Regions from separate parts of the Homo sapiens genome. Here region 2 is linked to region 1. A link is a loop called in an ENCODE intact Hi-C map of the cell type or tissue named here. Cell type or tissue: heart left ventricle. All regions are shown on one strand. Links, peaks and the distances in the headings refer to the core of each region. The heading gives the core; the rest is flanking DNA. Region 1 holds the start of LOC124900305 (U8 small nucleolar RNA). Region 2 has its middle 23 kb from the start of GRAMD1B.

Region 1 (2,914 bases), core at 237-2,736:
TGTGTGGTTGTATGTGCCTCTAATCCCAGCTACTTGGGAGACTGAGGCACAAGAACTGCTTGATCTTGGGAAGCAGAGGTTGCAGTCAGCCAAGACTGCACCACTGAATTCCAGCCTGGGTGACGGAGTAAGACTCTGTCTAAAAATATATATATATATTTATGGCCAAGGGAATTTTAAACACAGAAATACCACGTATGTTTAAGCCATTCATCTCTACATACCTGCAAAGTAGCATGTCCCTTGAAGGCAGGGACCTGACCCAATGCCCTGCACATACAGGTGCTCCCACTGGGTGCTGTTAATAAACAGCCTATCTGGTGCTCAAAGCTGCTAAATTATGAAAGAGGAGACCAAGTCTGTCTTCTGTTCCTATCTCTCCTCTTCAGCATTTTCCTGCTTCTATTTGGATCCATTGTCTTCCCCTCTTAATACCCAAGTAGGCAGTTCGAGTTAAATTCCTACCTTCCTGAGAGTCCCTAAATCTGTGCCGCTCGAGCAGCACCCACACCGTATGTTTAACACTTCCCTGCCTGCCCCATCACAGCCTGCACCATAATGTCCTATATCGTCATTGAAAAGGATGGAGAGGGAACAGCTAGGCAACTGTTACAGTAGGATAATAATTGGAAAGGAAGCCTAAATGCTAGCTTTCAGGAATGATGCCAGCAATTTTAAGGCAGTATAAGAAGTTTCAGTCTGATATGAGGGAGAGGGAGTTGTCTTGATTTGGAGAGATTTCTCCTCTCCCTTCTTCTTCACTCTAAAACCACAAGTCAATCTAGAAAAGTTGGTGGTGTGTAGTTTGGTAAATAAGTTCAGCCTTTGACATGAAGATTAACCTGGTTTGACATTGATTGATTGATTTGACATGCAGATGACCTGAGATTGGTGCTCCTGTCAGTCTTAAAAACAAACAAACAAAAATCCCTAAGCTTTGAACTTGACCTAGTTGTTTACCACATGTGTGATTCCAGGCTAGCTTCCTGTCTGTAAAATAAGGGTAATTGTAATGCTTCCCTTTCCTATTGCACAGAAATGTGACGATAACGTAAGCCATTCTACATTCTAACTATGTGTGTGTTGGGGAGGGAGGGGGGAGGGATCATGTCTGTTTTGCTTCCTTTATTTCCATATTGTTTGGAAGATGCTCATTAATACTTGACTTAATGAACTGTCAGGTGGGATAACCCTTCCCTGTTCCTCCGTTTGGAGGGCAGATAGAACATGATGACTGGAGATGCATGAAATGTGACTAATGTCTCTGTGTAATCAGGACTTGCAACACCCTGATTGCTCCTATCTGATTCTTTCTGAACAAAACAAAACAAAAGAAAAACTTGACTTAATGAATAAATGGTGGAGTTGGGTGATTTCCACATCATTGATGTCCAAGCTTTAGCGTGCATCAGGATCACCCGAGGGTCTTGTTCAGACTCGACTGCCAAGACCCACCTAGAGAGTTTTTGGTTCAGGAAGCCTGGGGTGAGGCCCAAGAACCTGCATCTAACGACTTCCCGGTGTGCTGTGGCGCAGCGGGCAGGGACGGAGGCGCCCAGGGGCAGGCGGCAGCACGGGAAGAGGCCAGCAGGTGGCGCGGTCGCCCAACCCGGCCGCCCCCCGGGCGCCGAGGGAAGCGGGTCAGGGGCGTCCCCACCTGCCCAAGCGCCGGCTCTCCCAGGCAGCAGGGGCGGCGGCGGCCTGGCTGGCTGCGCTGCAGAGCGGAGAGCAGGAGCGGCGTGGGAGGAATTCGGAGCACTTTCGCCGCCTGCCTCCTTTTACTGCTGGTTGCCCTCAAAGGAGCCCTCTCCCTCCACACGCCTTTGGGCCTTACCAGCCGCCGGAAGCGGCGGCATCCATCCCAGCAAAGCGTGCATTCCATCCTCTGGAAAAAAAGTCTTTGAGCTTCCTTTACAGTGACCTTACTTTGGGGACTGAACCGTTGCGACTAAGAAAACCCCTCCTCAAGTTTAATGGAACGATCACATGACACGTGGTTGACGAAGCCATTCCCTCCTTGCTACTTGCCTTGTGTGATACACTGTCACGGCCCGGGCTTCTGGCTTGGTGGAGGGGACACCACCGCGGCTCCGGCTGCGGACTTCGGGCTCCTCCCCTGAGCCAGGCGGAGAGCGCTGCCCGCTTTAGAGAACTGTTAGGCGGCTGCCGGGCGACAACGCGGGAAAAGTGCCTTACACAGCGTAAGGGCTCAATCCACATTAAGGAATTAGGCAGGAAAAAGTGTCAGTGAATAGCCAGTGACAGTCCCTTAGGGAAGAAATGAATTTGGGTTTAGCTGTCCAGTAGAACTCTGCTGTCTACACTATCCAGCACAGTGGTCCCTAGCCATAGGTGACCATTGAGCACGTGAAATATGGCAAGGGTGATCAGAGAATTGAATTTTAAATTGTATTTAATTTTCATTAAATTTAAAGTATTAAACCGCACAGGTTTAGCAAAACGCCTTGCTGAATTGTGAAAAGATGTCCCTTAAGCCTTAGGGCATGGCTGGCAACGGATAAGAGGTAGTTAAATCTCTCTGCCTAAAAAGATATAGGAATTTTAGGGGATGGGGCAATCTGACTAGCAAGGAATGGAAGAGAGGTTGGGGGGAAAGGGCCAGAGGCATTGCGAGGAGTTAGTGACTAAGCCAATCAGAAAGGAAGTCAGTAAAACCCCTCTGGTGGCAGAAATGACTCAAGGGGAATTTAAAAACTGGAATGCGTAATATTCAGTCTGAAGTCGTTTACTGAGCAGCAGAATGATGTTACTTCTGTCTGTTGCCCGTCCCTTCAGAAATGTCTGCTTAACACAGAGCCTGGAGGTGGCAGCAATTAGGGAGTGACGAGATGACAAGATGTGGGGGTGTCCAGTGGGGGTGATTCGTTCACGAAAGGTGAGAGCAAATTCTGGA
Region 2 (2,914 bases), core at 319-2,818, 110 kb after region 1:
CTCACTCTGTCACCCAGGCTGGAGTGCAGTGGCACGATCTCAGCTCACTGCAACCTCCACCGACTGGGTTCAAGTGATTCTCCCGCCTCAGCCTCCCGAGTAGCTGGGACTACAGGCATGTGCCACCACACCCAGCTAATGTTGGTATTTTTAGTAGAGACGGGGTTTCACCATATTGTCCAGGCTGGTCTCGAACTCCTGACCTTGTGATCCACCTGCCTTGGCCTCCCACAGTGCTGGGATTACAGGTGTGAGCCACTCTGCCGGGCCCATTGTTGTTTTTTAAAGAAATTGTTAGGGGTGAAGAATTGGATTCACTCTGGGCTCTGCCACTACATAGCTCTGTGATCTATGGAGTGTTATTGTTTAACTTCTCTGAGCTTCATTTTACTCATTTATGAAGTAAATGAATGACAATGAAGACTTCCAGCCCTCACATTTTATATTTTTTAAGATAAATGAGAATTCAACTCTCTTTTAAGGGCTCTCAAGGGAGGAGATGACATTTTCTCCAAACAAGGACTAACTAGTACCAATATACAATAATTGTCATCAGAAACACCTCTTTATCTTCAGGCTCAGTTCATTCATTCGTTCATGCACCAAATATATATCAATGTGCCAGACACTGTTTCAGGTGCTGGGAAGTCAACAGTGGAATAAAACATGCAGATCCCTGCACCTGTGGTATTTACCCTAAAACTCCCTGTGGCAGTTTAGGTTTCTTTTTCACTTACCACATGTTTAAAATGAAACAAAAATGAAAGCCTTCTGTAGGCTTGAGAGAATGGTTATTGTTTTTTCAATAATTGCTTTGTATCTTCAGTTTGTCTTTCCATAAAATGGGAATGTAATCATGGAATGCTAGCAATACAAAATTTGAAGGCTTCTACAGGTCTATAACACTCAGAAAGGTGAGCTGATCTGAAAATCCCAAACAAATGGAAAGCTGAACATTCCAGACTGGAAATTATTACTTCCTTTGAATTTTTTTTTTTTCCCGGGGAACTCTCGAAACCACAGACCATTCACTGAAAGGCAGTTCACATTAAAAGCTTCCGTTTTGGCTTCTTGACATATCCGTCTGCTCTCAGGAAACGGATGAGAAACTTCCTCAGGGAACTTTGGGAAGGGGCTGGCATGTTTCTGGCCCACAGACCCAGGACTCTCTTGTTTGGATCAGGTGAAACCTGCAGGCTCTTGGCTTCCAGGGTGCTTAAATTGAAAGCCTTAGGAAAGCTGTGGGGACTTGGACATCTGGAATCATCCTGGCCACCAGAGGGCATTAGGAACCTGTTGGTCACACCACCAGGTGATCTGCCATTTCTGTCTGGGTTATAGCTTGGCAGTTTTACACGGGGTTAGTTTCATGACCTTTTCAGAGCATGAGGGGCCAAATCAGAGTCCCAGAATGCTGAAGAAAATCAAATTGACAGGCTTAGGCTTATCTCTGTCATCTCCCCAAATTAAACGTGCAGGTGCATTCATTGATTAACAGGTAACCACTGAATGCTGCTTGTGTACTGCCTGTAAACTAAGCTCTGCAAATACAACCTTCAAAAAAGCAAAGCCTCAGCTCCCCAGGGGCTCACAGTCTAGGCTTTTCCATAGACAATAGGCAAATGGCTCATTGCCCACTAAGGGAACTCCACAGGGTCCTGAATCTAAAGTGATGAGGTTTTTTGTTATGATGAGGTGAAGCCTCTGGGGGTTAGGATCATCATCTTGACACTTTCAAACGAGATAATGTAGATGTCTGTGAATGGGATTAGGAAAGTGGCCTTTTGGAGCCTTTAGCATTGTAGCTAAACTTTAGAACACCAGTGTGGGGCTGACTGTGTAGCCTAATGGTAAATCCTAAGCCAGGAGTCACTGTCCCACTGTGTAAACTTGACGGAATAATCAGCTTTTGTGGACTTAACGCTTTCTCAGCCACTCTCAGAAAAGGTCAGGACTCTACGACTGTCACACAATAGAAAATGAAGTGAAATGGAAAGGAATTCTAACATGGCATTACACTGGTGGAGAAAACCAGTTGGGATTTTTCTGGCCCTTCGTTATGTTTTTACAGCTATTTGTTTGCATGGCTGATAACCCCCCTCACCCTGCATTGTTCTTACTTTGTGTAGACACAGGATCTAGGTTATGTTAAAACGAGTACTGGAACGCAGAAGTCACTAATTGCCCAACCAAAGGATCAGAATTCTATTTTATTTTTCACAGTAACTTGGATGAGTTGATGTGTAAATGGATGGCATGTTACAGCTCACTGTTTTCTAAGAAAACAGCAGAATTGAATGAAGATAAATTCTGAGACTCCCTCCCTTTCCTCCACAGCCCTTGAGCCAGAGGGTGTTGTCCATAGGAAAGACTGAAGAAGTTTGGCAAGACTACCTATGTGCTTAGGCACTCATGGGTAGTGAGCATTCAGACATAAGTGGAATTCACTAGGATGTACTGGGACTCTGGTAGGACAATTTGAATTATCTCTAAATTGCGCTAAGCATGAATTCATGCAGGATAACTCTGCCTCCTAACGCTGATGCTGACCCAGCCTGTCAATATTTACATTTTTGTGTTTTTCTAAGCTAGACCTCTGAAGCTGAAAGCAGAATGCTGCTTCTACCCTCCAGATAAAGTACAATATCTATTGTTTCAGAAGACTAGATGCCATAGGACAAGAATTGAGCTGTTGTATTACACTTGCCCTCTTTTTTATGTTATTATTATTTACCCAGAGACAACGCTGATTAATCTTTACCAAGAACAATAGGAAAAGAAATATGATTACATAGTTTGTTTTTTTAGGTAGTAAAAAGACTTTGACCTGGAATTAAGGAGACTTAGATTCTCAACGCAGTTCTTTGTTTTATCACATAACTGCTGTGCCAGTGCTTTTGATAATTATGGTAAT

The links. A loop is a pair of places that touch in the nucleus more often than their neighbours do. Peaks named below come from ENCODE experiments on the same cell type or tissue, not always from the same donor. Only the 100,000 strongest peaks of a DNase experiment are listed, where the experiment ranks them.
Region 2: a loop joins it to region 1, with 8 times the contacts of the local background. A loop is called at or near these places in 40 of 110 quality-filtered maps.

What each region holds. Positions count from the first base shown.
Region 1 is chr11:123,300,216-123,303,129 of GRCh38, forward strand. It overlaps LOC124900305 (U8 small nucleolar RNA), which reads left to right and starts at 1,175; the gene lies at 1,175-1,308. RefSeq lists a silencer at 1,482-1,841. In heart left ventricle, for the core only: CTCF peaks have their summits at 1,581 (motif pointing right) and 1,790; DNase peaks (open chromatin) are centred at 1,586 and 2,120; H3K4me3 peaks cover 969 bases; H3K27ac peaks cover 291 bases; H3K27me3 peaks cover 951 bases.
Region 2 is chr11:123,406,282-123,409,195 of GRCh38, forward strand. It overlaps a transcript of GRAMD1B not described here. Among named protein-coding and RNA genes, the nearest start is that of GRAMD1B, 23 kb to the right of the region's middle. RefSeq lists an enhancer at 1,200-2,108. In heart left ventricle, for the core only: a CTCF peak has its summit at 1,275 (motif pointing right); a DNase peak (open chromatin) is centred at 1,263; H3K4me3 peaks cover 926 bases; H3K27ac peaks cover 1,807 bases.